3 separate regions of the Homo sapiens genome follow, and all the other regions are linked to region 1. A link is a contact called in ENCODE Hi-C or POLR2A ChIA-PET data. All regions are on one chromosome and are shown on one strand. Each heading gives the region's core, a stretch centred on a gene start or an enhancer-like site at or near the end of the contact. The rest is flanking DNA. Distances are from core to core; before and after follow the strand shown.

The links. Hi-C counts contacts between places; a loop is a spot of excess contacts on that map. ChIA-PET counts read pairs that join two places held with the same protein, here RNA polymerase II (POLR2A). Pooled maps may share reads with other maps.
Region 2: a pooled map shows a loop between it and region 1 (3-fold over the local background). The contact joins the enhancer-like site here to the promoter of IRF1 in region 1. A Hi-C loop is called at or near these places in 2 of 50 pooled maps. POLR2A ChIA-PET finds 5 or more read pairs at or near these places in 2 of 52 experiments (B cell and activated B cell).
Region 3: a loop to region 1 is called in a pooled map, with 7 times the contacts of the local background. The contact joins the promoter of CAMLG here to the promoter of IRF1 in region 1. A Hi-C loop is called at or near these places in 5 of 50 pooled maps. POLR2A ChIA-PET finds 5 or more read pairs at or near these places in 2 of 52 experiments (MCF 10A and naive thymus-derived CD4-positive, alpha-beta T cell).

The regions. Positions count from the first base shown.
Region 1 is chr5:132,489,338-132,492,435 of GRCh38, reverse strand. IRF1 (interferon regulatory factor 1) reads left to right here and starts at 1,663. Exons shown (of 10, transcript NM_002198.3): 1 at 1,663-1,891; 2 at 2,953-3,044. The coding sequence starts at 2,958. RefSeq lists enhancers at 412-461, 502-711, 203-848, 982-1,121, 2,143-2,790 and silencers at 1,262-1,711, 1,972-2,251, 2,782-2,831.
Region 2 is chr5:134,543,378-134,546,501 of GRCh38, reverse strand. All of the region lies in intron 3 of JADE2 (jade family PHD finger 2), which reads right to left. Among named protein-coding and RNA genes, the nearest start is that of JADE2, 19 kb to the right of the region's middle. RefSeq lists enhancers at 1,342-1,681, 1,942-2,041, 2,102-2,371, 2,472-2,701, 2,802-2,901. Within about 2 kb of position 1,325, at least 20 of the 41 ENCODE cell types and tissues checked have a DNase peak (open chromatin) inside an H3K27ac peak, as active enhancers do; they include B cell, where a contact is called at or near this core.
Region 3 is chr5:134,736,203-134,739,821 of GRCh38, reverse strand. It overlaps CAMLG (calcium modulating ligand), which reads right to left and starts at 1,274. Exons shown (of 4, transcript NM_001745.4): 1 at 1,030-1,274. The coding sequence starts at 1,201. RefSeq lists an enhancer at 1,637-1,686.

The sequences.
Region 1 (3,098 bases), core at 414-2,913:
GTGTCATTGCCCTCCACTTTGCTTAACACTCAGTTAGGTTCCTTCCTCAGTTTCTCCTACCTCCTTTCCTCTCCTAGCTCCTGACCCACCTCTATCTGGTAGACAGTTTTGCCCATTCCTGCTGGTATCCTGGGAACCAGGTTTGGCATTGGTCACAGCACTCAGATTGCAATGCGCCAGAATGGGATTAACCCATGCATTTCCTCTACGGGAGGGAGGTAGAGTGACTGGCAAGTCGAATGTTGCATGGGTGTGTCTATTTATAGCCTGCAAAATGGGGTGCTGCCCTGGAGGGAGAGCTGGGGTGAAGGAAATGACACGCCTGGGAGAGTAACTTACTTCTGCAGGAGCTTTAGGGAGATGAAGGAAGAAGCCTCCTGGGCCAGAGTTTTGGATGGAAAATGAACACCCAGTCAAGTCTCTAGGACTATACGTGGGGCGGGGACTAGTTGTGCGCGAGAGTTAAGTAGGGGCCTTACCAAGGAGCATGGGACCTGGGCTCCCCAACCCTTTGGCTAGCCCCATGGCGTTGATCAGCCCTGAGCTAATTCCTCCATGCTGCCCAGAACCTCTCTGGGCCAAGCCCTGGGGACTCAGAGATGACAGCAATGCTTCCATTGCGGAACTCCCATACGCGGGCCACAGGGAGGCTCTGGAGGCGGCCTGAGGCAAGAGTGCTAGGAGGGATCAGAGCTAGCCCACCCCTACCCTCACTCAGCCGTCTGGGCTTCTCTGAACCCCTTCTCCTCCTCTGTTCCCTAAAGCCAGCCAGGGGGAGTCCCAGGGAGGCAGACCGAAAAGGGGTGGGGTGTCATCCTGGTCACTATTAGACCCTGCAACGGCGACCTTGAAAACTACTCAGCGTCTGTTGCCCGAGTGGAGCATAGTGCTTTACAATCTCTTCCCATCACAGCAAACCATCAAGGTAGGGCTACTATTATTTTATGGTTGAAAAACAGAGGTCCTGCGTCCCTTGGGGGCTGTGCCAGCAGCGGCCAAGTTGGGATTTCCCCTGGTCCAGCAGCCCCAGACAGCACACGGGGCAGGGTAGGCTTTCTGCCTTCTTCACTTCCCCAGGGCAGGTGAGTGACCTGGAGGGAGGGGGTCACCCCTAAAAACAGGGGTAGTGCTAGGACTGAAACCCTCCCTTCTTGATATCCCACTGGCAAGCTTGAGGAGCCAGGCTGCCAGTCGGGAGATTCGGCCCAGTGTTCCCACTGGAGAGGGCGGCAAGTGCCCGGGCGATCCCCTCACCTGCGTTCGGGAGATATACCCCCGCCCCCGCCCCGCCAGGAGGGTGAAAAGATGGCCCCAGGAGCCAGCCGGCTGGGACAAGGCGGAGTGAGAGGACAGGCTGGGGCCAGGGGCGCTGGGCTGTCCCGGGCAGCCCTCCTCCGGGCAAGCCGGAGCAGGGGTGGATTGGGAGCGCTCGGGGCGGGCCCGCGGTGGCCCCGGGGCGGTGGCGCCCGGCCGGAGAGGGTGGGGCGGAGCAGCCGCCCTGTACTTCCCCTTCGCCGCTAGCTCTACAACAGCCTGATTTCCCCGAAATGACGGCACGCAGCCGGCCAATGGGCGCCCGCGCGGCTGTCCGGGGGCGGGGCCGGCCAGGGCTGGGGAATCCCGCTAAGTGTTTGGATTGCTCGGTGGCGCCGCTGCCCTGGCAGAGCTCGCCACTCCTTAGTCGAGGCAAGACGTGCGCCCGAGCCCCGCCGAACCGAGGCCACCCGGAGCCGTGCCCAGTCCACGCCGGCCGTGCCCGGCGGCCTTAAGAACCCGGCAACCTCTGCCTTCTTCCCTCTTCCACTCGGAGTCGCGCTCCGCGCGCCCTCACTGCAGCCCCTGCGTCGCCGGGACCCTCGCGCGCGACCGCCGAATCGCTCCTGCAGCAGAGGTGAGTACGCCTTTGAGGCGCGGGGCACCGGCGGCGTCGAATAAAAGGCGCGCGGGGCACCAGGAAGTGGGGGGTCGAAAGCTCCAGGCTGGAGACTCGCCGGCGCGCGGCGTTGCCCGGGCCTCCGCGCGGGCTCCGGGGGGCGCCGGAGGAGCTGCGAGCCGCGGGCCGCGGCGCGGGGAGGGCGGGACGCGGCGTGGACCGCCCACCCGGACGAGGCTGCCGGCGCCCGGCAGCTTTCGCAGATCTGCGTGCGCGCAGCCGCCAGGGGCCTGTAGGTGGCCCGCTATGTTCGTCCCGCGCATCCACACGCCGTGCCGGGGACCGAGTGTCAGCCCACGCGTGGGCGCCCAGTGCTCCCGGCTTTCGGCGGTCCCAGCTCCGCGCCCAGGCGACAGGTTTTGGGCTCCCTGTGCTGGTGGCAAGGGCTGGCTTACTGCCCAGGTGGCTGGAGGGAATCGTGACCTACGGAGACTGCGGGAAGAGGCGCCACAGGTGTTCCTTGGGCCACTTCTCCAGAGGAGGGGAAACCGGGCCGGAAGGGTTAGCGTCCTGGTCTTAGCGTTGTGGGCGCTGTGGCTGTCAGGAAGGCGTAGAATGGATTCAGGGGGGCGGGAGGGGGCTGTTCAGGGTGACGGCTAGCCCTTTGCTAGCTAGTGGTTACAACTCAAGTCAAGGGAATTTCTTCTTGGCATCAAGCAAAAGAAGTCCCTCCCTTCCCAAAGGATTTGAATTTTGAGCGAAAAGTTCTGAAATTAGGGTATCTGTGCATTTTGTCTCTTTTCCTGCATATGAATCCTGAAGCCATCACTTGCATGCCTGTCTCCTCCAGAGACTGGCTGGGAGGGGCTGAAGGAAGGGGCAAAAGCATTTTTGCCTAAGATGCTGAAAAAATTTGGAGAGCAGTTTTATTCCAGCGCAGCTCCCCTCCGCACTGAGTGTAGTACCTAGCAGCTGGCTGAGGTGAGGGGAGGGTAACTAAGTGACCTCGGGTGGGGCAGGTCACTGCCCAGGTACTGTTCAACAGATTCCAGACTGGAGCCTCTGTGTTCTCTTTACAGCCAACATGCCCATCACTCGGATGCGCATGAGACCCTGGCTAGAGATGCAGATTAATTCCAACCAAATCCCGGGGCTCATCTGGATTAATAAAGTGAGTGTAACTCTTTGGGTTTTCCTGCCACTGTTTTAACCCATGTACTTCTGG
Region 2 (3,124 bases), core at 76-2,575, 2.1 Mb before region 1:
GCCACCACGCCCAGCCTATTTGTGCAATTATATTTTTAATGTCCATCTCTTCTAATAGTCAAGCTGCAAGAAGACAGGGACTGCATATGTCCTGTTTATCACTGTGCCTGCTTTTGGCACAGTGTTTGACACACAGCAGGTACTCAAGAAATGCTTGTGGAACAAAAATTAGCCAGTTATGGTGGCTTGCCTGTAGTCCCAACTACCTGGGGGGCTCAAGCGGGAGGACTGCCTGAGCCCAGGAGGTAGAGGCTGCAGTGAGCTGAGATCATGCCACTGCACTCCAGCCTGGGTGACAGAGGGAGACCCTGTCTCAAAACAAACAAACAAACAAACAAACAAACAAAAAAACAAAAAACGAAATGCTTGTGTAAAGAGTCAGTGAATGAATGAATGAATGAATCCCAGGATTTGTATGAAGTATGACTAAACTTTCCTGCCCTGTCTTAGCAGGGAGAGAAGAGGCAGGAGGCTGGCAGGATTCTTCCAGGTGAAACTGAGAAACTGGTCTTGGTCACTGTCCCAAAGCCAATTAAAATGGCTTTGGCCAGGACAATCTCTCCTGGACATCTGTCTACACCAAAAGTCCCAACGTAGAGCTGGAAGTGGTGCCTTCTTCCTCACCCCTCAAGGAAAGTTTGAAGGTCTGTACTTAAAGAGCCAACCTCATCACAATTGTTTTCTGAGCACCTCATCTCATTAGAAATGACAGCTAACAGAGAAAGGTAATTGCCCTGTTAAGGCATGTCAGGTATTATGTTAAAGTTTTACATATATCGTGGCTCCTAATTCATATTACCCCCATTTTACAGATGTGGAGACTGAGATTCAGAAAGGTGAAACCACTTGTGTGAGGTCCCCACTGTCCTTTAACCACAGCAATACTGCTTGCAAGACACAGAGGGCTCTTCTTTTAAAAAATCTTTTCTGGGCCGGAACCTGATAAAGAGTTTCCCAGCCAAGAGCAAACTTATGCAGTTAAAATTCAGTATAAAACACGAAAGAAGGGCTATGAGAATAGCTACCCCCTGCCCAGTTGTGTTGCAAGCTACCACTAGGCTAAGTTCGTAAGACACTTAAAAAAAAAAAAACCCCACTCAACGTCTCTTTCTTTTATTTTCATGAGGATAACAGCACTTCCTGCTCTTAAAGAGAATTTATTACACACATTTCTTTTGCAAGACAAGTCCCAGAGGCCAGGAGGCCCTTCCAGCTGGCGGAGCAGCAACGTTTCCAACTATAGAAGTGGATCCTGCCCCCCACCCCAGAGAAAGGCAGTGTGAGTCTCAGAAAGCAGGCACTTAGCCTAGCGGAAGGGCTCGCCCCAACCCGCCTGCCTCACAGGGTAGCAAAGGAACTGCTGGTGGGCTGGAAACTTGGCTCAAAACCACAAGGGCAAGCACAAAACCTTTTTTTGGATTCTCCTGTTTTATCTATCAAATTATGGGCATTTTGCATTTTACTGTACCATACGCCTTCATTGTTCTACTATAAAATGGCATTTCAAACATCTGGATAACACCTCTGCTCCTCAGAAGGCATCTTATTTATCCTGTGGTTTGGAGCCCCAACACAATCTGGCCACCCCTGTCTTTACCCTTCACCCAGGGTAGAAGGAGGATTCCATTTTTAAAAGCATGGGTTGAGCTAAGAAGCTGCATCTCCACTCGCTGTGTTTTTTGGGGGAGTGGGGGGTGGCACTCCATATAGAGGGACTTTCAAGGACACTGGGTCTGGGGGACACCCTCTTGCTGGCAGCAGAGGCTTCTCTCAGGCCCCTTCCCCAGGGACTAAGTGCTACACATTGGTGAAGGGCCTCAGTGGTACATGCAACTAGGGATGTACTAATTTGTCACCACAGCCTATAGAGGAGCTGACAGCTGAATCCCCACTCCCACCATCCAGGCTTCCAGCTCAGGGTGGCCTGCTTTACCCGACACTCCCCACCTCCTGCCCCACTCACCTCTGGGGTTCCCTTCACCCCCCAGGGCTCCATGAGTCTCGGGAAGGAGTCACATCTACAGATCATCAACTCCCTGGGAGGACCCAGGGCAGAACTCTATGATAAGGGCTCTGAGGCTCACTCGCCTGGGGTCACAGATGTCCTCGGGCAAAGCCTGGGTGTTTTGGCAAAGCCAGGCTGCACCTCCCATAACAGACACCTTCCTGTGTAGCACCTGCATCCTGCTGACAAAGGACAAGCTCCCCAGGGACAGGGCCTGTGCTTTCTGTCCCCAGCACTGAGCTAGGCCCACTAGGTACTCTTAAGCACTTGCTGATTTTGATCAGCATCAGCAGCTCCCGGTCCAGAGACCCAGGCCTCTGCCCACTGGCTGACTTCTGGGGACTCTGACTTCCTGAAAATGCAGCTTTCTACCTCAAGACAGCCTGCTTGGGGAAACCCCCACCGCTTGGCCTGCCCTTCCGCCTGTGTCTCTGCCCAGGCCAGAGGAGGACACTACCTCAAACAGTAGCCCTCCAAAACATGCGGCTGGCCTCCAGGTCTCTCCCAGAACTGTCCTTCACACCTCCGGCAAGTCCGGGGTGGGGCAAAAATTTGTTAATTCCCCAGCCCCTGTGGGAAGGACATGGAGTGGTGGACTGCCCCCACCCACACTCCCTGACGTTGCTTAGATCTTTGAACCAGGCTGGAGAGCCTCCCTCCCTCTCCTTCAACCTAGCCACAGCTTCCACTCCCCACCCCCTCAAAAATACTCAAAGAAGCTTCCAGGGAACAACCAAGCCAGGAACTCCTGTTTTAGGCAAAGGGAAGGGAAAAGTCTATGGCAGTTGTCTTTTTGCTTTTTTTGCTTTTTTTTGTTTTTGAGACAGAGTCTTGCTTTGTAGCTCAGGCTGGAGTGCAGTGGTGCAATCTCGGCTCACTGCAACCTCCGCCTCCTGGGCTCAAGTGATCCTCCTGCCTCAACCTCCTGAGTAGCTGGGATTACAGGTGTGCATCACCATGACCAGCTAATTTTTAAAATTTTTTTTAGTAGAGACAGGGTTTCACCATGTTGGCCAGGCTGGTCTTGAACTCCTGACCTAGAGTGATCTGCCTGCCTTGGCCTCCCAAAGTGCTGGGATTACAGGCATGAGCCACCGCACCGGGCCTATGGCAGTTGTT
Region 3 (3,619 bases), core at 25-2,524, 2.2 Mb before region 1:
AAGATCATAAATAATGCTTTAAGAATAAATAGCCCGATAGAAAAATGTTTCTTCTATTGTTCTAGAAGAATTTGAAATGGTTTTCTTACCTCTCATTTGAACTGCCTAAAAGTTCAGAGCTATACACCTAAAGCCTTACAGAACAAAAGTCACAAAGATATAAGGAGCTTGCGACCAGTGACTAAAGGCCAATTACTAAAGGAAACACTGGAAACTTAGATAACACTAGGGCGCGCTAATTGCTCAATTATACTCACGTGAAATAAATTTTTTTTAAAGAAAATCATTGGACATGTGTTTGGGGGAGGAAGGAGGCGCTCTCCTTAGAAATGCAGCTCCAGACATCAATCACAACAATATCCCCTCATGAGGAGAGGAAACTCTCAGGTGTGCACTTCGCACTTGCTGGGTCTCTGAAGAATGCTCACTCTCACTTTTCCCACCTTTTCTAGCCGGCCCGTAGGTGACAGTGTTGACGGCACTGAACACAAACACTAGGATATGAGCACAAGAGTCCCTGATACACGTAGGATGAACTAGCGGGCAGTTCAGTAAAGACAGGCTGATGTGGGCGGACAGGAGTTACACAGCAAAAGGCAAAAGAAGGTAGACGCTAGAGAAGGCACTGTAAGGAAAAGCACTTGGAACCTTAAGAAGGAAAGCCATCTTCCTAAGGGGAGCAGTAGACATGACAGTCTGGGGATACAACGTGCGCCCTTCAAGAAAGGCGAGGAGTGGCTAAGGAAAAAAGGGGCTGTTCAACGTAACTGGGAAGAGGGAGTGAGAGCTCTGCAGGCAGGGTGGGGAAAATCTCACGGCGAGGCCCCGGGAAAATTGAGGGGAGCGACTAGGAACATCCTGGGGTTCAGGGATGAGAACTTGGGATATCACCGAAGGGGCGGGACAGAGAGGAAATCAAAGAGCAAGGCTTGGTCAAAAAGGTCAGAGGAGTGGAGGTGGGAGAGGGAAGAATGACCCTGAAGATTCAAGGTGATGGGCGGGAGACTGAGGGGAAATCGAGGCTCTTACCCGCGCCGCTCCCGGGCCTGTGAAAGCCCATGATCCGGTTGATGCGCTGTTCCGAGTTCATGAGCAGCTTTCTCCGACGCAGCTCCGCCCGACGCTGGGAAGCCGACAGACCTGAGCCCGCTGGGACCCCCGGCCTCTCCCCGCCGTCGGTAGCGACGGCCATCGACTCCATCCTCCCGTCCACAGTCTGGGAGGGGTGGCAGTGGCGGTGATGTTGGCCGCCGCTGCGAGGGCGATGACTAGAGGCCGGGCCGCAGGGCGCGCGTCCCCTTCCCACTATAGACCCGCCCCCGAGCGCGGTCCCGGAGCCTGTGAGCTAAGCACTCACGCACCGCCCCACGCGACCAAGCGCGAGGCTCTGGCCGCCATCTTGAGTGAGGGCAGCGCTGGACGCCCTCGTGCCTCCCCAACTCTTCTGGCCCTCACCCAACAGCCCCCTCTGCTGTTCACTCGGAGGTGAAGAAAACCAGCACCCAGGGCCGGGAGTGGTGGCTCACGCCTGTAATCCTAGCACTTTGGAAGGCCGAGGCGGGCGGATCACGAGGTCACGATTTCGAGAGTAGCCTGGCCAACATGGTGACCCCCTCCCCCCTCCCCCCACCCGTCTCTACTAAAAATACAAAAACTTAGCCGGGCGGGGTGGCGCGCGCCTGTAATCCCAGCTACTCGGGAGGCTGAGGCAGGAGAATCTCTTGGACCCAGGAGGCGGAGGTTGCAGTGAGCCGAGATCGCGCCACTGTTCTCCAGCCTGGGCTACAGAGCGAGACTCTGTCTCGAGAAAAAAAAAAAGAAAGAAAAGAAAACCGGGAGTGGGAAAGGGATGGCAGTAAGTAGGTCAGCCTAGATTTGGTGCCAGGAAGCAAAATGGAGGTTGCAGCGGCAGTCGCTTGTTTACAGACCCGCGGCCTCGCCTGTAGGCAATGGGAATACGTAACCCTGGGAGCCGCACTTAAAGGGAGCCTTACGCTGGGATTTGTTCTTGGTGCCTGTTCCTCATCCTTAACTTCTCTACGGCAAAGTATACGGCTGATGTGTTCCTAGGCTTTCCTCGCGTTTTGTGCGTTTTTATTCAAATTAGAATTTCCCATTGAAACCTTTCGTGCACATTCTATCTAAATTGCCAACACTCCCCATTCCCCTTCACCTTGTTTTTTCTCCTTGTCGTTCATGACCACCTCGCATGCTAAAGATGCTCCAGCCTGGGCGACAGAACGAGACTCCGTCTCAAAAAAAAAAAAGGAAAAGAAAAGAAAAAAACAAAAAGGCCGGGAGCGGTGGCTCACGTCTGTAATCCTAACTTTGGGAGGCCGAGGCAGGCGGATCACCTGAGGTCAGGAGTTCGAGACCAGCCTGGCCAATATGGCAAAACCCCGTCTCTACTAAAAATACAAAAATTAGCCTGACCTGGTGGCATGCACCTGTAATCCCAGCTACTTGGGAGGCTGAGGCAGGAGAATCGCTTGAACCTGGGAGGCAGAAATTGCAGTGAGCCGAGATCATGCCACTGCACTCCAGCCTGGGCGACAGAGGGAGACTCCGTCTCAAAAATACATATATAAAAGAAATAAATAAAATAAAATCAGAACAAATGACTGGGCGCGGTGGCTCATGCCTGTAATTCCAGCACTTTGTGAGGGCTGAGATGGGTGGATCACTTGAGGCCAGGAATTCGAGACCAGTCTGGCCAACGTGGCAAAACCCTGACTGTACTAAAAATACAAAAATTAGTCGGGCTTGGTGGCGTGTGCCTGTGGTCCCAGCTACTTGGGAGGCTAAGGTGGGAGGATCACCTGATCCTGGGGAGGTTGAAGCTGCAGTGAGCAATGATCGGGCCACTGCACTCCAGACTGGGTGACACAGTGAGACCCCATCTCAAAAAAGTTTTTTCAGAAAAAAATAATATATTTGCTATATTGTAATGGATCCAGTCTGGATTATAGTCATCATTAATAGCAATACAGTCATAAAATATAATTTTAAGTATGTTTTCAGGCAGGAAGGAGCCACAAAGGCAAAAGAGCTTAGGGCCCTTGAAAGTCATAATGCAGCCTTGGCATTCAGTAATGACTTACTAAGTGAATGATTAGATGAATGAAGGAATTGAATCCATCAACCCTTGCTAACAGGGAGCATGGCCAGTTCACACCTGAGGCTGAGGAGGGTTTTGAAGCAGCTTACTGGGTGGGCCCCCTGCAACTAAGCCTGCCACACAATCACCCTCAAAATAAGGAAGTGGGTGAAATACCACTTAGAAGATAATAAAATACTATATTTATATTAATACTGAAAAAGAAGTGAAAACAAAAGAAACTTCGGTTTGGATTCAACAACATAAGGAGCTCAAAGAATATACAGACTGAACTTTCACCCTTGATTGGATGAAAGTTAAATCCCAGGGACATCCACTAGTTAATAATTTTAAAGTATTAGAGGAAGTTCTTCTGCATATCTGCACAGACATAGATCTCTGAGCCCTAGACTTCCTTAAAACAATTTTACACACAACTGAAAATAATGGAAATAACTGTCAAATAGTAACAAATGTGCAGAATTTGATGAGGCACAGCCCTGATCAATCAAGACGGTTCCA